2 separate regions of the Mus musculus genome follow, and region 2 is linked to region 1. The links are chromatin loops, found by intact Hi-C in ENCODE. Cell type or tissue: heart. All regions are shown on one strand. Each heading gives the region's core, and the rest is flanking DNA. Links, peaks and the distances in the headings are about the cores only. Region 1 holds the start of Prdx1 (peroxiredoxin 1). Region 2 holds the start of Nasp (nuclear autoantigenic sperm protein (histone-binding)).

Region 1 (11,688 bases), core at 2,566-10,565:
CCCCAGAAGACAAGTCAATGAGACACTATCTCTAAAAAATAGTGGACAATGTCTGAGAAACACCAGGTTGTCTACTGACATTTATATGACACATTTATATTAAAATAAAGAAAAGACATGAAGAAGGGTATTCCTCAGATGTGTTCTGGCTTTTCCAAATAAATGGCTTTTAGCTAACAAGACTGTTCTCATAGCAACTCCCACCTCCCACCCTTAAAGTACATACCTGAAAGAGATACCTTCATCAGCCTTTAAGACTCCATAATCCTGAGCAATGGTGCGCTTGGGATCTGATATTAAGGGAATGTTCATGGGTCCCAATCCTCCTTGTTTCTTGGGTGTGTTAATCCTAGAGCAAAAGAGTGTCTTAAAATACAACCATTCAAATCTTTGTGAAGAAAACCAGACCTATCCTCACCTTTCTAAAAACTCTTTATCTAACTTTATCCAAAAACGTCAACTTTTTCCAATAGTAAAAGTCAATGTAGCTGGGCGTGGTGGCGCACGCCTTTAATCCCAGCACTCGGGAGGCAGAGGCAGGCAGATTTCTGAGTTCGAGGCCAGCCTGGTCTACAAAGTGAGCTCCAGGACAGCCAGGGCTATACAGAGAAACCCTGTCTCGAAAAACCAAAAAAACAAAAAAAAAACAAGCAAACAAACAAAAAAGTCAATGTGCTTTAAGTGTGCTCACCAGTGCATATTAGATATTAGAAACTCAAAGTACTTCGCTTCTGCTAAGAGGCAGTGGGAGTCCAGAAACCAGTACTTCAGTCTACTGTCAAACCTCTAAATTTGCTCAAGAAATCAACAACACACTGCCAGAAGTTGTGGTATACCTTTAATCCTACCTACTCATGAAGCTGGTGGTACAAGGTATTCATGAGGCTAAAAGCCAGCTTGAGTTAAAAATTACCCTGACTAAAAACAAAAAAATGGGCGGGTGAGATAGCTCAGTGGTTAAGAGCATTGACTTCTCTTCCAAAGGTTCTGAGTTCAAATCCCAGCAACCACATGGCTCACAACCACCCATAATGAGATCTGAAGCCCTCTTCTGGCACATCTGAAGACAGCTACTGTGTACTTAATGTATAATAAGTCTTTGGGCTGGATGGACTGAGAGTGGGGCTGGCTGATGTGAGCGGGGCTGACTGGAGCAAGCTGGGTTGACCAGAGCAAGCAGAGGTCTTAAAATTCAATTCCCAACAACCACATGAAGACTCACAACCATCTGTACAGCTATAGTACTCATATACTTAAATAAATAACAAAAAATTTCACGTACCACATAGACCAAAAACTTACCATGCCAGATGACAGAAGTGAGAATCCACAGAAGCGCCAATCACTTGGCAGTTGAGTTTCTTAAATTCATCGGCTCTATCACTGAAAGCAATGATCTCCGTGGGACACACAAAAGTAAAGTCAAGAGGGTAAAAGAAGAACACAACATATTTTCCTGTGGGGGGAAAAAGCAATCAAGAAGTTAGCTTTGAAGCTGAGTTTCTGATCTAGGGGCACTGATAACATGCCTAAAGTCCCAGCATTCAGGACAGTTGCTGTAAGTTGAGGTCAACCTGAACCACGCAGAGTAAGAACCAGGCCAGCCAGGTTTAGAAACCCTGTCTGAATGAAAACAAGAAATTTCCAAAAGATTCTTTTGCAGACATTTTCCTGTAGAAGATTTTAATCACCAACACGGTAATCAATGTTAGCATAGTTAATAAAGACAGCTCTTAGCAGCTACTTTTATAACCTTTGTACCAAGAAAGCCTAAATTAAAATGACTGTTTCTTCTTTGGTTTGCTAACTATAGAATAAACACTATTCAGTCAATTTTGATCTTCTGAGAGGTTAATATTAGCATACACACCAAGTTCTTTTCACACTGAAAAAAAAGGGGGGCAAGAATGCAATTCATCTAGTAAATGATCTACAAACTGAACCCAGAACATCAAAGAACATCAAGTGTGCTGGTACACTCAGAAAGTAAAGGTAAGTCAGGGTGAGATCCAGTAGCAGGAAGACTGAGCTCCAAGCCAGCTTCAGGATGCATAGTGAAAGTCTCTAACAATGCCCCCACCTCAAAAACACACCCACACCCACGCAAAAAGCCTGGATGTGGGTAGCAAACACTGCCTGTAATTCAGCATTCCAAAATCCAGCATTCAGGAGGCAGAAGCAGGAAAATCACAAGTTCAAGACCAGCCTAGGCTATTTAATAAATTCCAAGGAGACCCCATCTCAAAAACAAAACTTCTGAATGGTAGCAACATATGCCTAGCAGATGAACCTCTGAGTACAAGGTCATCCTGGTCTATAGAGCAAGTTCCAGAACAATCAAAGCCACAGAGAAACCCTGTCTCAAAAAACCGAATAAAACAAAAAAGTTGGGGATAGAAACTCAACATCATAATCCCATGACTTGGGAGGTAGGGAACAGGAGAATCAAGACTTAGGTCATCCAGCAGTTTGTTTTTTTTTAAGATTTATTTATTTATTTATTTATTATATGTAAATACACAGTGGCTGTCTTCCGACACACCAGAAGAGGGCGTCAGATCTTGTTACGGGTGGTTGTGAACCACCATATGGTTGCTGGGATTTGAATCATGACCTTCAGAAGAGCAGTCGGTGCTTTTACCCGTTGAGCCATCTCACCATCCCCATCCAGCAGTTTTAAGATCTGGCTACTCTTCTAGAACCCCCAAATTTCATTTCCAGCATCCACATGATGGTTCACAATTGCCTATAATTTCAACCCAGAGTGTCCAACACACTTTTCTGGCTTCTTCCAGCACCAGACAGACATGCATGGGTAATGCAGACAAAACACCCACACATTATTTACACACACACACACACACACACACACACACTCACACACACTCACACACACTCTCTCTCTCTTAGGGAAAAAAAAGTAGCCGGGCAGTACTGGCACACATTTTTAATCCCAGCACTTGGGAGGCAGAGGCAGGCGGATTTCTAAGTTCAAAGCCAGCCTGGTCTACAGAGTGAGTTCCAGGACAGCCAGGGCTACACAGAGAAATCCTGTCTAAAAAAAAAACAAAAACAAAAACAAAAACCAACAACAAAGACAAAGAGTCAAGTCAGACCCTTTATACAATGATGCAAGAAATAATTAAGTGATCTCCTGAGTAATTTTCTCCCCTTCCATCTTGTTATATTCAGGGTTTCTTGATTCTGCTGTTAAGATGTGTTATTAACAGACTAGTTGTCTGAATCTATCTTGAATAGGACTAGTGATATTATAGAATTCAACTAATTAACCCTATTTTTTATGTAGGTCCCATGGATTAGATAACTTGAAGCCCCTCAAGCTTGTGCAGCAAACTTTCACCTAATGAACAATGTTTCCAGGCTTCATGGGTTATGTTTAATGTCATAAATCACAATTGTGTTCCTAACAAGTCCAACAGGACATGACAAGAAAAATGTTGCAACCAAAAGAACGCTAAGTACCGGTAGGTAACAGGACCTCTAGCTCCAATTTTACTTTAGTAACTGAGATTACCAAAGCAAATCTTCAAGGCTATGAAGCCTCTCACCATGCCTAACGGCTAAACTACTTACTGGAACGTTTTCAAATACCTACTTATTTTCAGGTGGTAACTATGACTGAAAGTCAAAACAAGCAGTCTTTGACTCATCTAAGCAATCTCTCTGTGGCTTTGCTTAATAAGCACTTTGAAGCCTCAGCAGACCAAGCCCTACAGGGCAGAGAGCAAGCACTCCTCCCAAGACCATGTGCCAGGGTCACCTCTACCTCCCAAGAGGTAGGTACTATTTAAACTGTTTGCCAGTGAGATCTTCTCCATACAACCCACAGCATCTGTTCTCATCCCAACTACAAAGTGTGATGTCAGGAAATCTAACTGAATATTTTACTCAAAAGCTATCTCCAGAAACTCATATACCACTAAAGAAGGTACATTTAAAACCAGAGTTTGCAGCTTGTACCTAAGAAATCTATAGTCGCAATGGTCTCAAAAGACCTAATTACCCTGAGATGGCAAGGCAAGGGAGAAAGAATGCAGACTAGAGAGATACCTCAGCATTTACAGGTATATTGCTGCTCTTGCCAAGAACTCTGGTTAAAATCTAAACATCTACAACCATCTGTAAGTACAGTCTCAGGAGTTCCAACACCTATGCACACAAGCAGACCAAGTTCCAGGACAGTCAAGATTACATAGAGAAAGAAACCTTGCCTCAAAAAACAAAACAAAAACAGAAATGATCAGATATAATTGATAGATTTGTTTTGCCTTTTTTTTTTTTTTTCCGGTTTCCTGAGACAGGGTTCCTCTGTATAGCCCTGGAACTCACTCTGTAGACCAGGCTGGCCTCGAATTGTTTTGCTTTTTTCTTTTTCTTTTTTCCAGACAGGGTCCCACCATGCAGCTTTAGCTGACCCGAAATCCACCTGCTACACCACTCCATTCACTACACCTAGCTAGGAGCTAAATTTTTTAAAAGGAGAGAAGGTAAACCATCAACAGAACCTACCAAGTATCTGCATGAAACTATGGTAAAAACAAAAGGTAATTGGAGTGTCAAGTCTTCCCTTTGAGCAAAAGCAAAGCCACAGCTCCAAAGACTTGATTTGTAAGACCAAATGTAGTTTTTTTAAAAAAAATGAGCTGAAGGTGACTGAAAAGTTGGCTTGGCAATTAATCATAATGGCTGCTCTTTTAGAGGACCCAGTAGAAATATGGAGGCTCAAAAACATCTACATTCCAGTCCCAGGGGATCCAATGCCCTCCTCATGTACCATATGTACATGATGCTCAGACACACATTCAGGAAAAGAAAAAAACCCACCATACACATAAGATTAAAAAATGTTTTAACACCAAGCGTGGTGGCACATGCCTTTAATCCCAGCACTCGGGACGCAGAGGCAGGCAGATTTCTGAGTTCGAGGCCAGCCTGGTCTACAAAGTGAGTTCCAGGACAGCCAGAGCTATACAGAGAAACCCTGTCTCAAAAAACAAAACAAAAAAAAGAGGAAGGGAAAAGCAAAGGCAGGTTGTATCTATCTCTAGGAGTTAGATACAACCATGGTCTACATATTTAGAAAGCCAAGGGAATAGATAGTAAGACAGCTCAAATAAACAAATGATGAGAGCGAGCAAGAACTGACCAAAACAAAGGGGGACAAGATTGTGCAAGCTTTAATCTTAGCACTAGGGAGGTAGAGGCAGGAGGATGTCTTTGAGTTCAAGGCCAGCCTGATCTACATAGTGAGCTTCAGGACAGCCAGAACTACATAAAGATCCTATCTTAAAGAAAACTTTTTTAATTACAGTGAAAAAAGAAAAGGGAAAGGGCTAGAGAGATGGCTCAGCCCTTAAGAGCACCGACTGCTCTTCCAAAGGTCCAGAGTTCAAATCCCAGCAAGCAACTACATCCGTAACGAGATCTGACTCCCTCTTCTGGAGTGTCTGAAGACAGCTACAGTGTACTTATATATAATAAATAAATAAAACTTAAAAAAAAAAAAAAAAGAATTCCCCCAATAAATAAATGCCACTAAAAAAGGTAATCAGATAAATGTTAAGGTATAATAAAGCATACTTTCTCTAGAAATGACTCATACCTAGGATATCTACCCTTGTTATCACTGTCCTAACCTTGACTTCACTTCAACCTAAAGACATGTGAAGTGGCCTCTTTAATCTTACCTTTGTATTCACTTAGGCTGATATCTTTGAATTGTCCATCTGGCATAACAGCTGTAGCTTTGAAGTTGGGAGCAGGATACCCAATTTTTGCATTTCCTGAAGACATCTTGCTATCAGCTGGAAAAGACAACAAAAAAAAGTAAACCCTATTCTTCTAAATAAGCAACAGCTTTCACCTACCTAGGAACTTAACTGTAGCTCAATCAGAACACAGGCTCACAGTTAAGGGTCCCAACCCAAAGCTCCAACTCCAGGGTAAAATTGAGACTGAAAAATCAGCCTTTGTTTTCACTTGCTAACAGCTCCACAGTGTGTCTAAATAGGTCAGCTCTCCCACCCTTTCTAAGCCAGTTTTTGCAATGGCATTTTATTCTGCATATTCATTAGGGAGAAACGGGAAGGAAATGGAACAGACACAAAAATCCCAAGCACATCAATGCCAGGACACTGGCATTTATTGCTTCAGATCTTTAGGTGTTCTGTTTAAGCTTAAGTTTTCTCTGCATAACTTGTTTGAGGCCAACCTAGATTTAGTAACCGTGTCTTAAAACGTTCTTTAGGTTTAACCCAGGGACAGTGGAGCATCATCCCAGCACTCTGCATGCTGAGGGAGGAGGATACTGAACCGAGGGAACACTTGTCTCAATTTCTGTATGAGGGAGGTTACGCAGGTTAAGGTAATTGCTATCTGATGACCGTAGTTCCATCTCCAGAATGCCCATAAGGATGGAAAGCCGACTTCTACAAGGTTCACACACACAAATGTTTAAAAGAAAAAAACTTGGGATGTGTAATCTCAACACTTGGGAAGTAGAAGCTTAAGATTCAGGAGTTCAAGGCTAGCCAAATTAGAGGCCAACCTATTTCCAAGATACTCTAAGAAAAATACAAAAAGAGTCAATGTACTGCTAAGAAACCGATTTCTGCACTATCGACCCAGGTCAACACCAAGACAAATAAATTGTTAAGATGTACAACATTAGGAGCTTCAGCGATGGCGCAACAATTTAAGAGCCTACACTGCTCCTTTCCGGAAAAGTCCTGGTTCAGATTCCTCCACCCACTTAGGATGGGTTCACAACCACCTGTAACTAGCTCGGGGGGGGGGGGGTGTTTACCACACAGGTAGACATACACATTAAAAAAAAACCCACAATCTAAAAGAAAATTTACGCCTCTCAGTATGAGTGCAAGTTGGAATCCAAGTTCCAAATTTCTTGGTTCATAATACCAATAACCAAAAGAAACGCCAAGAAAAAAAGCATCTTTCATCGCAAACTTTAAAAAACTTTTAACTGTTTTTTTTCAGGGACATGCTGCACCTGCAGCATAGCAACTACCTATCTGGTGTGCCCCCTAACATAAACCATCTTTTAATCAAACTTGCTTTGCAACGTGGCCCAGCATTTCCAAACTCAACCAATCCCGGAAAAGCGACTTCCGGCCGCTGAGAAGTCTCCGTAGGAATCGGACTAGAACGCCGGAGAAGGTCACGCCCCAAGCTCGCTGGAGGTTACGTTCCTACCACTCACGCCATCACCCACTATAGCACATCAGAAAACACAACGACACAGCCCAGTGCGCGCGGTAAGTTCCAGCACAAACTCGTCCCACCAAGCCATCTCCGCCCTCTATCGGTGAGCGGGAGAGGAGGAAACTGAACGTTAGCCTCAGGGTTCCAACAGGTCCGGGAACTAAGCGCCACGTGAAGAATGCGAGTAGAGCTCCAGCACTCGCGGGACCAGGCCTCGCCCTGCCGCTTCAGCCCGTGATCGCCCGGGACGAGCCGGGACCGGCCAGAGGGAGAAGGAACCAGTGATGGGCGCGAGCCGCGTTTCTCAGCGGCGATACCCGCACACTCACCAGGGTCGAGCCACAGGTCTCACAAACAGAAAGAGCCGTGAGAACGCAGGAAGAGGTCGCCCGACAGCGCGCGCGGGGAGCTGCTTTTATAGCCTACAAAGTTCTCGCGAGATTCTCACGGGCCGGGGGTGCGGGAAGAGGGGGACCTGGCTGAGCCCCGCCCCACCCTGGCCGGCCTACGGGGGATGACTCAGCGCTTTCCCTGGATGGGCCTGGAGTGGAGGGGGTCTCCAGGGGGAAACGCTCACACTTTCAGTGATGCTGTTCCCAGAGGTAGAAAAGCACTGCCCTTTGAGTCATTTCCTCGTTTAATCGGGGTACCCGGGTAATCCGTGCCTCTCTTTATTCCCAGGACCACTGTGTGCTGTGCAATCAAGACCCAAACTAGAAGAAGGGTCTGTTTTACTGCTCTTGGAAGGCCACGTCTAAAATTAAACCACGTTCAGGGGAAACTGTGCACCCAAATATTTCTCAGTCGCACCCCAGCCTCACAAACCTATTCTAGGGCTGGAAAAGCTGGCTCAGCCGTTATAAGCCCTGGCTGCACTACCAGAGGACCCAGCCTCAATTTCCAGCACCCACATGGCAGCTCATAACTGTGTAGATCCAGTTCTAGAGGATCCAACACCCTCACACATACATGCAAGCAAAACACCAATGCACAGAAAATGAAAAGAAATAAATCGTTAAGAACAAAAACAAAACTCCTGTTCTAGTCTGGTCCTCATTAACCCTCACCACTGAGGGCAGCCTCCATTGGTCTCTGATTACTGGATACTGCTTTTCTGTTTCACACCCATTTCTTGCATTATTCTTAAATCTTTCTGAATCTCAGCCTGTCACTAAACTGATTTGTGGTTTTAAAAACTGGGGCTCTGTGGTCAATTTCCTGAGTTAAAAGTCACTGTTCCAAGCCAGGCAGTGATGGCACATCTTCTTAGCACTCTAGAGGCAGAGACTAATGGAGCTCTGAGTTCGAGGCCAGCCTGGTCTCAATTCAATGCGAGTTCCAGGAAAGCCAGAGCTACACAGAGAAATCCTGCCTCCAAAAAAAAAAAAAAAAAAAAAGTCAAGAGAGTTAAAGAGGGGTCAGGCTTGATGGCCAGCACTGGGAAGGTAGAGGCAAGAGAACCTCTGTGTTTTTTAGTCCATCCTGGTCTACATAGCAAGTTCCAGGACAGCAAGGACAACATAGAGACCTTGGGGGAGGGGAGGGGAAGCCGGATAGATACAAAGCTCAGAGTTCCCATTTCATATCACATGCTTTGTGTGATTTAGGAACCCAGAGATGGATATAATCCAAACTTTACCCTCTAGAAAGTCATGCTATAAGGATGGGGCAGACATGGAAACACAACAGTTAGAAGATTTTATTAGGCCGTAGAGGTTTAGGCATAATGGTCAAGTCAAGGGACAAATGAAAGCTGGTAACTCTGTTAAAGGGACTAATCAATAAACTCAGGTCAGGGACAGCTTTCCAGGAAGTAATGCTTATCTGAGTCTACAGGCTTATCCTCTCTGCAATTAAGTGGAATTGGTTTTCCTGGTTTGAATAGATAGCCTTGAAAGCAGTTCTGAGCTTTAAGTGAGGGAGATGAAAAAGTTACAACAGAAATGATAGTTCACATCTCTATTACACAGTAAGAACTAAGTACTATGGACCAGGTTTACGGGTGCACGGCTATAATCTTATCACTCGAGAGGCTGAGTCGCCAAGACAATAAAGGAGATACTTGTCTCAAAAACAAAACAGAACAAAACACCTACCACCACATCAAATTTAGGTATTATGCTAACAAACACTAGTTATGTACGTTAAGATCTAGAGTTAGCCAGACTTGTTGATGCATGCCTTTAATTCTAGCTCTTGAGAGGCAGAGGCAAGTGGAATCTCTTGAGTTCGAGACCAGGTTGGTCTACAAAACGAGTTCTAGGACAGCCAGGGCTACACAGATAAACCCTGCCTCAAATTGTCATCCCCACTCCCGAAGAAAGATGTTAGAATTATTCTATTGTATAGGCAAGAAAAGACAAGTCTTAGTAGGATTATATTTTTTGTAAGGTCACATAGAAGGAACAATGACTGTGTGTGAGTGTGTGCATGCATGTGTGGTTTTTTGAGACAGGGTTTCTCTGTATGGTGCTTGCTGTCCTGGACCTCACTCCTTAGACCAGGCTGGCCTTAAACTCATAGATCAACTGTTTCTGCCTCCTAAGTGCTGGGATTAAAGGCACGTGATGCCAAACCTCTGACACTTTTATTTTCAAGACTTCTCTTAACTCTTATTAGTAACATAATAGGATAAAAAAAATGGGGGAAAAGCTATGTCATGCTAGCTGAGTATCTGAAGTTTTGGGTATGTATCATCCTTTATTACAGAAGTGTCTTTCATTTTCCTTCTCAGCATGAGGTTATTTCACATTATTCATTTCCAGTTGGTGGAGGAGTTAACCCCACTACTTCCCACGGCTCTTGCACCAGGATAGAAATGGGGAAATGCTATGTCATGCTGCCTGAGCATCTGGCCTTTTATGCATTTATCAATTCTCTTGACAACAGTAGTTTTTTGTTGTTGTTGTTCAGTTACTTTTTGGTGTGTGTGTGTGTGTATATGAGCATGATATAAATGTGTATGCTCATGTGTATATATATTCAAGTGTGTTCTCAGAGTCATGTACCTGTACACTTGAGCAGAGACCAGAGGCAGATGTTGGTTGTGTCTCTATAAAGAAGCATGAACATGAAGCAGAGCTGGTGGAGATGCTCCTGTCTCGACCCACACAGCCCTGAGGTTTTATAGCCAGCTATGCAGCTACAGCCCTCTCTCCCGATGTTGCTGGAATCCAAAGCCAAGTCTTCATATTCATCCAGCACTTGTACCCATTGCACCTCTCTCGAGCCTTATTGTTTCTTTTTCTCCTTTTTCCTTCCCACCCTGAGGGTAAATGGTTGTCATTATTCATTTCTTTCTTGTGAGAGCAAGGTGGGCCAGAGGACAGCTTTCAGACATCAGTTTTCTCCTCCCACCCTGTGGTTCCTGGGGATGGAACTCAGGTCATCAGGCTTGGCCTCAAGCTCCTTCACCTGCTGAGCCATTGTGCCTAGCCTTTGGTTTTGTAAACCAAGTCTGAGTCTCACTATATAGCCTAGGCTGGCTTGAACTCAGGACAGTCCCTGTGACTTAGCCTCCAAAATGCTGAGATTACTGCTATGGATTATAATGACAGATTTCACACTTTTTCTTTTCTTTTCTTTTCTTTCTTTCTTTCTTTCTTTCTTTTTTTTTTTTTTTTTTTTTTTTTTTTGATTTTTCGAGACAGGGTTTCTCTGTATAGTCCTGGCTGTCCTGGAACTCACTTTGTAGACCAGGCTGGCCTTGAATTCAGAAATCCACCTGTCTCTGCCTCCCAAGTGCTGGGATTAAAGGCATACGCCACCACTGGCCCGGCCACACTTTTTCTAATTATATATATAAACAGTATATATATATATATATATATATATATATATATATATATACGTATATATGTGTATATATATATACAAATATATATATACATATATATGTATATATATATATATATACACATATGTGTGTATACACACACACACACATATATACTGTAAACCCTTCCCCCTTTTTAAAAAAGGTTTACTTATTTATTATTTATATAAGTACACTGTCGCTATCTTCAGACACACTAGAAGAGGACATTGCCTCCCCCCCCCATTACAGATGATTGTGAGGCACCATGTGGTTGCTGGGATTTGAACTCAGGACCTCTGGAAGAGCAATCACTGCTCTTAACCATTGAGCCATCACTTCAGATCCCCTCCCCCCCTTTTAAAGATTTATTCATTTTATATATGTTAGTACACCGCTGCTCTCTTCAGACACACACCAGAAGAGGGCATCAGATCCAATTACAGATGGTTGTGAGCCACCATGTGGTTGACTGGGAATTGAACTCAGGATAGAAGATCAGTCAGTGTTCTTAACTCCTAAGCCATTTCTCCAGCCCCCTAATTTTTATTTTGATACTACAGATTGAACGAGCCTTCCACGAGCTAGGTAGACAGAAGCTATAGAATAAGCTATATCCACATGGGACCATA
Region 2 (11,688 bases), core at 2,175-10,174, 59 kb after region 1:
CAGACAGGCAGAGAGCTGGAGCAGGAGTAGAGAGGTTACATCTTATCTGCAAATTGGAGGCAGAGACAATGAAGCTAGGCTTGGTTTGGACTTTTAAAACTCAGCCACTTCTAGTGACACATCCTGTAAGACCATACCCCAAAATCCTTTGCAAACTCTGCCCCCCCCACCTAAAAACTAAACATTTAAATATATGAGTCTTTAGGGGGCATTCTCATTCAAACCACCATACCATCTGGATTACTCTGCTGTGCTCAAATTCCTGATGAAAATAAAAAGGTGTTAGGGCGACCTTTTTGTGCACTGTGTAGAGATTGTCTCTGTGTTCTTCAGATGCTGACTTCTGCACCAGCAGAGACCTGAGTACAGGAGACTTTTTTATAAAGCATCACCTGTCACAGTGTTTTGTAAACATCTCCATCATCTTGATTGGTTTAATAAAAAGTTGCTCTATATCGGTAGAAGATAGGTGGGACATCCAGCAGAGATAGGAACTCTGGGACAAATTCAGGTATGGGAGACTTGCCAATCAGACACAGAGGAAGAAATAGATGTCAGGGCTGAGGAGAGTTAGTGGGCCTCTTGGCAGAACATAGATTAGAATAAACGGGTTAATTTAAGTTATATGGGCTACTTGGGAACAAGCCTAAGCCAAGGCCTAAAACTTTTTTTTTTGGTTTTTCAAGACAGGGTTTCTCTGTATAGTCCTGGCTGTCCTGGAACTCACTTTGTAGACCAGGCTGGCCTCGAACTCAGAAATCCGCCTGCCTCTGCCTCCTGAGTGCTGGGATTAAAGGCGTAAGCCACTATGCCCGGCTGGCCTAAAACTTTTATATTAATAAAAAGTCATTGTGTCATTATTCGATTTGGTGGGTCCAGACAGTTCAGCAATGCAGAGGGATGTATTTTTGGGACACAGTCCATTGTAGCAGGGAAGACATGGTGGCAGGTGTGGTGATGAGAAAGTGAGGCAGCTTGCTCACATCTGAAAGATTAGGAAGTGCTAATCAGACATCAAATGGAACTTACTATAAACCTCAAGGTCCTTCCCCAGTGTGATGATTAGTATATTCTTGGGCCAGGGAGTGGCACCATTTGGAGATGTGGCCTTGTTGGAATAGGTGTGACCTGGTTGGAGTAGGTGTGTCACTGTGGGTGTGGGCATAAGATCCTCACCCTAGTTGCCTGGAAGTCTACTAGCAGCCTTTGGATGAAGATGTAGAACTCTCAGTTCTGCCTGTGCCATGCCTGCCTGGATGCTGTCATGTTCCCACCTTGATGATAATGGACTGAACCTCTGAACCTGTAAGCTAGCCCCAATTAAATGTTGTTTTTTTATAAGACTTGCCTTGGTCATGGTGTCTGTTCACAGCAGTAAAACCCTAACTAAGACACCCAGTGACCCACTTCCTCAACGAGGCACTACTTCCTAAAGACCAACACTAGGAACCAAGTATTCAAACAGAAGACTGGAAATTGTCTTAGGATCCATTGCTGTCATAAAACACCATGATCAAAAGCAACTTTGAAAGGAGGGGGTTTATTTATGCTTACAACTCTCAGATCACACTCCATTGCTGAAGGAAGTCTGGGCCAGAATTCAAGACAGAAACCTAGAAGCAGGAAATGACCCAGAGGCCAGGGAGGAACAAGGCTTACTACTAGCTTCTCTTCATGGCTTGCTCAGCCTTTCTTATACAGGCTAGGACGACCTACCGAGGAGTTATATCATTCACACTGGGCTGTACCAATATCGATTAGTAATCAACAAAATGTCCTACAAGCTTGCCTATAGGCAATTCTTTTTGTTTGTTTGTTTGTTTGTTTGTTTTCAAGACAGGGTTTCTCTGTGTAGCCCTGGCTGTCCTGAAACTCACTCTGTAGACCAGGCTTGCCTCGAACTCAGAAATCTGCCTGCCTCTGCCTCCCAAGTGCTGGGATTAAAGGTGCCACCAGGCCTGGCTAACCTATAGGCAAATCTTATAGGAGCATTTTTTTTTTTAAATCAAGAGTCTTCCTTCCCCATGACTTTAGTGTGGGCTTAGATTTTTCTAAATCTACTTCATTTAGGGTTCTTGAACACTGCAACCTCCCCTCTAGCCCACCAACCAGAGTTAGGTGAAAAGGAGGTTTATAGGAAAAGGGGATTGTGGACCTGTTTAATAGTAGTTCTTTAGGGTGATTCCACTCTTGTCAGGATACCAGCACTTCAGTGCAATAGCAAACACCAAATGCAGATTAGAAGCTGGAGCTCGATCCAGCAGAAATCACAAGGCTTCTGAGTCTGCCTGAGTTAGTGGAAGCAGCAAGAACCAGCCGAAATCCCATGAGTTCTTTAGCGCATTTCTCTCTACGAAGTGAAGACCAGTGAAGACCATCTAAGCATTGCATGGCCATGGAAGGCCTAGCAATGCAAGCGGTCCTTCCACTGTTGGTGGGGTTCTACTTAGGCCCTTTCCAAACATCACGTGCACTCTGAAGCATCTGCTCCATCAAAACATCACATGCCATTCACATGTCTGCTTCAGCAAAACATCCTCTCACAGGACAACTCTAGAAAAACGTCACATGACACAACTGGTTTTTTCAGAGAAACCAGAAATTCACTCTCGCTTGTGTCAGTCTGACGTAGAGCTACTCAGCACAGGGACATTTTATATCTAAACCCTGACACAACCTAGGAAACAAGTAAAGCGGCTTGAAAAGGAATTCTATTGGCTAGGAAAGAGGAAGGAATCCTCTCTCCCTTCCCCTCCCCCTCTCCCTTGATAGCCTCACTATATATCCTTGGCTAACCCAGATCTCACTATGTAGACCACCCTGGCCTTGAGTTTAGACTCCCCCTGCCTAGCCACCTGAGTGCTGGGATTAAAGGTTCCAGTATGACAAGGAACCAATCTTAAACCAGGCATGTTGGATACCCACTGCTTGGAAAGCCAAGGAGGAAGATTCCTGAGTCTAGAACAGCTTGGGCTCCTATGTCTTTCTCTACCCTCTTTTTACTCCTCCAATTCATTTCTGTAACTATACCTGGGTTGCTTTGTTTTTCTTTGTGGTGCGGGGCATTAAACCCAAGTTCTGAGCAAACAATACAAGTATTCTACCATTGAGCTATTCCCTTATTCCTAGCTTGTGGTTCTAAATGATTCTACAGCTTCCTCTTGTATTAAGGAATTAAAACAAAGCAAGTCAGGGCAGAGATGGAGCTCAGTGGTAAAATGGTATGGAAGTCAGAGGACAATTCTTGGCTGTTCTCCCTTGACATTTCATGGGATCAAGGGATTAAATTCAGGTCCTCTGTCCTGGTCTGTAATGGGATCTTTTTTTTTTTTTTTAAGATTTATTTATTTATTATATGTAAGTACACTGTAGCTGTCTTCAGACACTCCAGAAGAGGGCGTCAGATCTTGTTACAGATGGTTGTGAGTCACCATGTGGTTGCTGGGATTTGAACTCCAGACCTTCGGAAGAGCAGTTGGGTGCTCTTACCCACTGAGCCATCTCACCAGCCCTGTAATGGGATCTTATGCCCTCTTCTGGTGTGGCTGAAGACAATTACAGTGTACTCATATACATAAAATAAATAAATATTTTTTTTTAAAAAGTCAATTAAATGTTGTTGGGTTTTTTTTTTTTTTTTTTTTTGGACAGCATTTCTCTGTGTAGCCCTAGCTGTCCTGGGAACTTGCTCTTTTTTATTTATTTATTTATTTATTTATTTATTAATTAATTATATGTAAGTACACTGTAGCTGTCTTCAAACACTCCAGAAGAGGGAGTCAGATCTCCTTACGGATGGTTGTGAGCCACCATGTGGTTGCTGGGATTTGAACTCCGGACCTTCGGAGGAGCAGTCGGGTGCTCTTAGCCACTGAGCCATCTCACCAGCCCCCAGGAACTTGCTCTTTAGACTAGGCTGGCCTTGAACTCAATGATCCTCCTGTCTCCCAAATACTAGGACTAAAGGCATGTGCCACCACTGCCCTGCCTTAATTTTTTGTTAAATTCGTGACTCAAATATCTCATCCTATTTAACATTAACAAACAAACAAATCTCAAAGGAAAATTAAAGATCTGGCAGTTAACTAAAACATGTAACACCAGTTGCTGGAAAGGTGGGTCATCAGTTAAGAACACTTGTAACTTCCGAAGGACTGGAGTTTGGTTCCTAGCACTTATATCTAAAGGTTCACAACTACCTGTAATCCCAGCTCTAGGGGAATCAATTTCTCTTACCTCTATTTCAACTCACAATCACAAATCTATATTTGTATACATAATTTAAAAGATCAAAGTTTGTGGGTTTTTTTTTGTTGTTGTTGTTTTGTTTTGTTTTTCTGAGACAGGGGTTTCTCTGTGTGGCCCTGGCTGTCCTGGAACTCACTCTGTAGACCAGGCTGGCTTCGAACTCCCAAGTGCTGGGACTAAAGGCATGTGCCACCACTGCCGGACAAAATTTTTTTTTTTTTTTGGAAACAAGATCTCACTATGAAGCCTTGGCTGTGTTGGAATTCCTTACATAGATTAGGTTGCCTCAACAGCTTCTGCCTTTGGAGTGCTGAAACAGGTGTGCTGTCTTAGAACTAGCTCTGTAAAACATTCTGGGTTCAAATCCAGGGAGACCAGTCTGCCTCCTGAGTGCTGAGATTAAAGGTGTGTGCTAGGACTGGAGAGATGGCTCACCGGTTAAAGAGCACTGGCTATTCTTGGAGAGGAACAAACTATCTGTAGTTCTTGTTCCAAGGGTTCAGACACCCTTACACAGACATACATGCAGACAAGATACCAATGTACATGAAATACAACTAAATAAATTATAAAGGTGTGTGCCATCATACCCAAGTTATTTTTTTTTTAAGATTTATTTATTTATTATATGTAAGTACACTGTAGCTGTCTTCAGACACTCCAGAAGAGGGCGTCAGATCTTGTTACAGATGGTTGTGAGCCACCATGTGGTTGCTGGGATTTGAACTTCAGACCTTTGGAAGAGCAGTCGGGTGCTCTTACCCACTGAGCCATCTCACCAGCCCCCCCCAAGTTATTTTTTAAAGGAACCCACTTATTTCTATTTATCCATTTTTAGTTCTTTTTTTTTTTTTTCATTTTGTGTGAATAAATGCTTTACCTACATCCATGTCTGTGCACCATATGCATGCCTGGAGCTTAACGAAGTGGTGAGGCGCCTTGTGGGTGCTGGGAATTGAAACAGGATCCTTTGCAAGAATAACAAGTGCTCCTAACCTCCTAGCGAATTTTCCAGCCACATTTACTTTTATTTAATGTGTATGAGTGTATCTGCATACATAAATGTGTACCATGTGTGTGCCTAGTGGCTCTGGTGGTCACAGGAAGGCATTGATTGAATGCCCTTGAACTGGAGTTACAAAAGGTTGTAAAAGAAGGCGTGTGTGGTGCTGCTCACCTGTAATCCCAGCCCTCGCAATCACAGGCAGGCAGATGTCTGTGGGTTAGAGATCAGTGGGTCTAAATAGCAAGTTTCAGGCTAGCCAGGGATAGACTGTAAGTCCCTACCTAATATATATGAAAGAAAAAAAAAGAGAGACAGCTAAAATATTTAAAGTGTTTTAAGTACAGGATTTAACTTAACAACTTGGACGTGGGTAAAGTAAGATGATGGCAGCAACGGATTGGATCAGTCAAAGGCGGTGGATCTAAACACCCGCATCCCTTTGCCCCTCTAAGAGTTTTGAATCAAGCGCGATAGTTTTATCTGTAGCCAATCCTAGAGCAGCATCTTGTTTCGTCAGTAGTTGCTGAGGCCCAGAGCCACGCGTCTGTCTGGTCAGTTCTAGCCGTTGCTGCTGTACTCGTGCTCAGCTCTTGCGTTTCCATCCGTTAAGACTGAGAGGACATAGGGAATACCTGTCACCTTCTCGGGTATCCCCGTCAGAAAGACACCTTCGGGACTACTTTTTCCACAGTCGCAGAGACTCACTGGCTCCACTTAATTGTGGAATCTCTAGGCTGGCTCCCATTCAGAAGTTGTAGTACTGAGATTTTGCTTCTATCACGACTAGCCACAGAAGCAGGAAATTGTTTGATTTTTGTTTTCTTTTTCCTTTCTATCTTACTTTCTTTTTCTTTTTTTCTTTTTTTAAGGAAAAACGGGCTAGGGCGGGAAGATACCCAAACGGGAAGGGATACAGGGCTGTGTCCTTGTGACAGAAAGGTGTTGAGTCCTAGTCCTTTAAATCCGAGGGGGGAGGATCCGGAAGTGGATGGGCGGGACAAGGGACCTGGTATATAAGAGGGCCTCAACCGCGCGGGGTCTCCAATCTGCCATTTTCTCTACCTGAGTGAGTCTCTGCTGTCCGGAATTCTCTGGTTTTCTTCGCAGGCAGTGTTCTGCCCACTGGCCCACCACCTCAGGGGAACGATGGCCACAGAGTCTACAGCCGCTGCTGCCATCGCCGCGGAGCTGGTTTCCGCTGACAAGTAAGCGGGACTGTGGCGAGCTTGAGGCCAGTCCTCAGGGAGAGTCCGGGGACTTGGCTTCCCGGGCGGGACGGGCTGGTGGGTGGGACAGCTGCCTTCCCCGGAACAACGGCGGCCGTGCGGAGAGGGTTGCTCTGTGGAGAAGCCCTACTTGCGAAGAGCTGGCGCGCCAGCGGTAACGGCGGGTGGCTGGCGCCCCCTGCCCGGCTTTTCACGGCCGCCATCTTGCCGGGGGCAGCGGTGGCTGGCTCCATCGCCGGCCCCTTTTTTCCACCCCTTGCCCGAGGTTGCCGGTAGGTAGGCGGGGCCCGGCTCCAGTCGGTCCTTGAGCCCCTCCTGATCGCGCACTCCTAGGGTGCGTCTCTGTAGAGAGTCTGTAGACGTACCGAGAAATTGGCCAACAGATTTGGCGCCAAAAAAAAAAAAAAAAAAAAAAAACCCACACGAGGATGGAGGCTTGGAACAGGGGACGCGGGTGGGTGGGGCCTCTCAGAGGGCGGGGCTTTGCACGCTGATCGTCGTAGTTTTGGCTCTTAGGAGTGGGCGGGGCCTGTAGGAGGCGGGAAAACTCCATTGTTTGGAGTGGATGCTGCTTTTGCCGGGTCGGTGGGGCGCAATGAATTTTATTATATACTCACTACCAGGTTTACAGTAATCTTGAGGGTGGCTACGGGACTGAAGCTTTGTAACTCTTAACCTTTGCGGAGAAGTGTCTTGATTCGTTAGGTTTTCGGTATGTGGGACGGGGATTTTGTTGCTTCAAGGGACACTTTACTTGCGTAGTGTCTTCGGTAAAGGCTGTATGTAGCTATCAGTCTAGTGTTTACTTGCTAGATGAGTTTGCTAAGCGAAAGGACCCCAAAGGAGGAATGCTTGATTTGAGAGCTTTAAAGTGCTAATCTAACTTGATCTCTCCCATATGCACAGAAGCATTCATCAGTTCGAGGAAAGAAGTTATTTTCCATACAGGTTCGATTTTCCAGTTTACCTTGCCTTTTTTAGGTCCTGGATTCTATTTTTTTCTGTCCCTTGAGCATTTTTTTTTTTTTTAACCAAGTTTTGCCTTGGGTAAAAGTAAAGGTGTCTGTGAGATATTTGATTGGTTTTTCTATAGGTTTATGTTTTAGATGACGTTTCACTCCGTACAGTTTACCCTATCACCTTTTGGTTCCTTTCCTAGTGGGTTCTTGAAAATCAGTGGGTCTCTAACCACTCAACCATTTGGGAAAGTGCAGTTTTACCCTCAGATTCCACTTTCCTAGGTCCTCTTCATTGATATTTTTAGGGCCAGAGTAGATTAAGTTTAGGAATTCGGTAGAAACTCCATTTCTGGTGCTTTCTGAACAGCTGCTTGTATTACGTTGGGGATCCCTTTCCTTCCAGTACTTTACAGTTTGGGAATGCCTAGCATCTCCTCAGATTTCCAAACTGTGTTTTTTGTTTTTCTGTGTAGTCCTGGCTGCCTTGGCCTCCCAAGTGCTGGGATTAAAGGAGTATACCACAACCTTCAGCCTTTTTTTGTTTTTGTTTTTGTTTTTTTTTAGAGACAGGGTTTCTCTGTGTAGCCCTGGCTGTCCTAGAACTCATTGTGTGGACCATGCTGGCCTCAAACTCAGAAATCCTCCTGCCTCTGCCTCCCAAGTGCTGGGATTAAAGGTGTGCCCCACCTCTGCCTGGCCAGCTGCTCTAAGATTTATTTATTTTATGTCTGAAAGTACATAAGCTATCTGTAAGCTATATGTACAATATAGCTATACAGATGGTTGTGAGCCTTCACATGGTTGTTGGGAATTGAATTTTTAGGATTTCTGCTCGCTCTGGTCAACTCCACTCCCTCAGCCCCTGCTTGCTCTGGCCCAAAGATTTATTATTATACATAGACACTGTAGCTGACTTCAGACCATCAGAAGAGGGAGATAGATCTCATTACAGATGGTTGTGAGCCACCACATGGTTACTGGGATTTGAACTCAGGACCTTCAGAAGAGCAGTCAGTGCTCTTACCCACTGAGCCAGCTTGCCAGTTCCCAGCTTTTTTTTTTTTTTTTTAAATTACTGTATAAACAAACTTTACAGAGATTTTCATGTATTCATTTGTGTTCAGTTACACTTTGGCTGTTGGTGAAGTAATTACCAGCTTCCTTCCTGAATGGGTATTTACAGAAAATTACATGCCTACTTTTTGTTGTTGTTTTGAGACAGGGTTTCTCTGTATAGACCTGGCTGTCCTGGAACTCACTTTGTAGACCAGGCTGGTGTCGAAACTCAGAAATCCGCCTGCCTCTGCCTCCCGAGTTCTGGGATTAAAGGTGTACTCCACCACACCCGGCTGGGTTTTTCTTTTATGTGTGTGTCTGTGAGTGTATGCCATGTGAAGCTATTAGAGGATGTTGGATCTACTGGAGTTGGAGTTACTGGTTGTTATTAGCCACCATGTGGATGTTGGAAACTGAACCCACATGTGCTCTTTAACACCTTAGCCATCTTTCTAGCATAGCAAATGCCTATACCAGCCTCTTGCTGTTCAATTTGAATTTTATGTCTTGCCTGGCAGTGGTGGCCACATGGCTTTAATCCCAACACTGAAGAGGCAGAGGCAGGTGGATCTCTGAGTTCAAGGTCAGCCTGGTCTACGGTTGAGTTCCAAGACAGCCAGGGCTGTTTATTGGCTGCTGCATTCTTAGTCTCTTAGTTTTTTTTTTTTTTTCATATGACAGCTGTATTTTCTATTTAAACACTACAAAATGGTTGGATTTACAATATTATGAGGGGTAGCCAGAGATGGCTAAAGTGTTTTCCCTATGTGTACTCTGGTATACATGCACATTGTTCCCCTTCTCACATCATAGCACACAATGAAAAAAAAGTCTTTAAAAAATCATTAAACATTTCTTTATTGTTTTTTCTTTAAAGAAGCTTTATTTTTTTAGTATATGCATTACAGGAAACAAAACACAAGAAAGCAAGAACAAAGTTACCCAGTCACAAGCAGTTCAGGTCAATGTGTCATTCTAGATCCTGCAAGCATACACACACTTGGGTAATTTAGACTATACAGTATGTACCATGCTTTCCCCACATTGTGAATATTAACCAATTAAAAACCCCACACTACACAAGGATTTTTCTTTATCATTTTTTAAAAGATTTATTTATTTTATGTATATGAGTAGACAGTCACTTGCCACAGTAACACAAGAAGTAGACGTTGGATCCTATTACATACAGATGGTTGTTAGCCACCATGTAGTTGCTGGGAATTGAACTCAGGACCTCTTGAAGAGCCTCCAGTGCTCTTTAACTGTTGAGCCATCTCTCCAGTCCTCTTTATTATTTCTTTTTAGCTATTTCCTCATTGTATTGGTTAGTTTCCTATTAGAATCACTTGATATTCTCACTCCTTTGTTTTTTTTTTTTTTTTTTTTTTTTAAGATTTTATTTATTTATTTATTATATGTAAGTACACTGTAGCTGTCTTCAGACACTCCAGAAGAGGGCGTCAGATCTCGTTACGGATGGTTGTGAGCCACCATGTGGTTGCTGGGATTTGAACTTCTGACCTTCGGAAGAGCAGTCGGGTGCTCTTACCCACTGAGCCATCTCACCAGCCCCCTCCTTTGTTTTTTTGAAGCAGGATTTCTCTGTATAGCTCAGGCTCTCCTAGAACTATAGCTCTGTAGACCATGATTGCCTAGCCTGCCTCTGCTTTCCAAGGGCTGGGATTAAAGACAAATGCCACCACTGCCCAGCTATGCCTGGCTTTCTTTAAAGGTTTTTTTTTTTTTACATGTATGGATTTTGGCTGTATGTATGTTGAGCACAGTGTACATACAATTCTTGTGGAAAATAGAGGCTTTCTGAACCTCTGGATCTGGAATTTTGCAAGGTCGTCAGACACCATATTGGAATTGGGAACCCAGACTAGTTCCTTTATAAGAACAGCCAGTGCTCTTAACCACTGATAAATCTCTCTAACCCCTAATTGGGGTGTTTCATTGTGTCCCCACGTAGGCCTCAAAGTATATTATCCATACTGTTCTTATTCAGTTCTACGTCAGTGTGAATTACATATGTGCCTTTAGTATTTTTACTTTTCTTTTTTTCCTGTGTATCCCAGGCTGTCCTGGAACTCACTCTGTAGACCAGGTTGTCCTCAAACTCAGAAATTCACCTGCCTCTGCGACTCCCAAGTGCTGGGACTAAAGGCGTAAGCCACCACTGCCCGGCAATATTTTTATATTTTTTTGTTTGTTTGTTTTGTTTTGTTTTAGACAGGGTTTCTCTGTGTAGTCCTGGCTGTCCTGGAACTCACTTTGTAGACCAGGCTGGTCTCGAACTCAGAAATCCACCTGCCTTTATCCTAGAGTACTTGGATTAAAGCATATACCACCAGTCCTTCAAGATGTGTGTTGTTTAAAATATGAAAATTTCTTATGTGTTTATGTTTTTCTGATACTACTTAATATCCAAGCTAAAAAGAGCTTCCATTGTATTTTTTTCTTTTTTATTGATTATAGAATTGAAGATGCTCCTGCTCCTTCTACCTCGGCAGATAAAATGGAGAGGTAAGATTATATGATACAATTATGTAAACAGTTTATATCTGCTCACTGAAACATATCTGAAACAGTTTATATCTGCTCACTGGGGATAAAATCTGAAGGCTTTACACAGAGTAGTATCTCTGAAATTGTATCTTCTGCTCCTCTCCTTTTCTTAGATGTCTCTAGGGTCAGCAAAACCTGTTCAGGGATTCATTTAGCTTTTTTTTTTTTTTTTTTCCCCAAGACAGGGTTTCTCTGTGTAGCCCTGGCTGTCCTGGAACTCCCTCTGTAGACCAGGCTGGCCTCAAACTCAGAAATGTGTCTGCCTCTGCCTCCCAAGTGCTGGGATGAAAGGTGTGTACCACCACTGCCCCGCCATTTAGATCACTTTTATAAAGAAAATTTGCACCTTTAATTTTTTAATTGGCACTAATGTAAACACAGTAGTAGGTAAACCTGATATCCCTTCAACATGTGATGACCATTATGAACTGCTAACAGATTTTTCAAATACCGGGGTATTTGGAGGACATTTTGTCCAAAATGAGAGCATTCCTTAGGGGAATCAACTCACAGTGTTGTTTCCAGTAATAAAATTTGAGGTAAATGAAAATTAAGATTTCCAATGTAGCTTGTTAGTGTGCTTTCTTAGAATGCATGAGAATCAAGGTTTAGTCTCCAGTAA

Evidence for each region. A loop is a pair of places that touch in the nucleus more often than their neighbours do. Peaks named below come from ENCODE experiments on the same cell type or tissue, not always from the same donor. Only the 100,000 strongest peaks of a DNase experiment are listed, where the experiment ranks them.
Region 2: it touches region 1 in a loop (7-fold over the local background); 5 of 42 quality-filtered maps call a loop at or near these places.

The regions. Positions count from the first base shown.
Region 1 is chr4:116,681,544-116,693,231 of GRCm38, reverse strand. It overlaps Prdx1 (peroxiredoxin 1), which reads right to left and starts at 7,633. Exons shown (of 6, transcript NM_011034.4): 1 at 7,572-7,633; 2 at 5,709-5,825; 3 at 1,303-1,456; 4 at 227-349. The coding sequence starts at 5,814. AV051173 (expressed sequence AV051173) reads left to right here and starts at 7,210. Exons shown (of 3, transcript NR_040442.1): 1 at 7,210-7,295; 2 at 7,394-7,587; 3 at 7,924-8,270. In heart, for the core only: a CTCF peak has its summit at 7,353; a DNase peak (open chromatin) is centred at 7,721; H3K4me3 peaks cover 2,349 bases; H3K27ac peaks cover 2,677 bases.
Region 2 is chr4:116,622,103-116,633,790 of GRCm38, reverse strand. Nasp (nuclear autoantigenic sperm protein (histone-binding)) reads left to right here and starts at 5,840. Exons shown (of 16, transcript NM_016777.3): 1 at 5,840-5,901; 2 at 6,362-6,459; 3 at 10,977-11,024. The coding sequence starts at 6,401. In heart, for the core only: a CTCF peak has its summit at 6,679; DNase peaks (open chromatin) are centred at 5,780, 6,280 and 6,830; H3K4me3 peaks cover 3,240 bases; H3K27ac peaks cover 2,708 bases.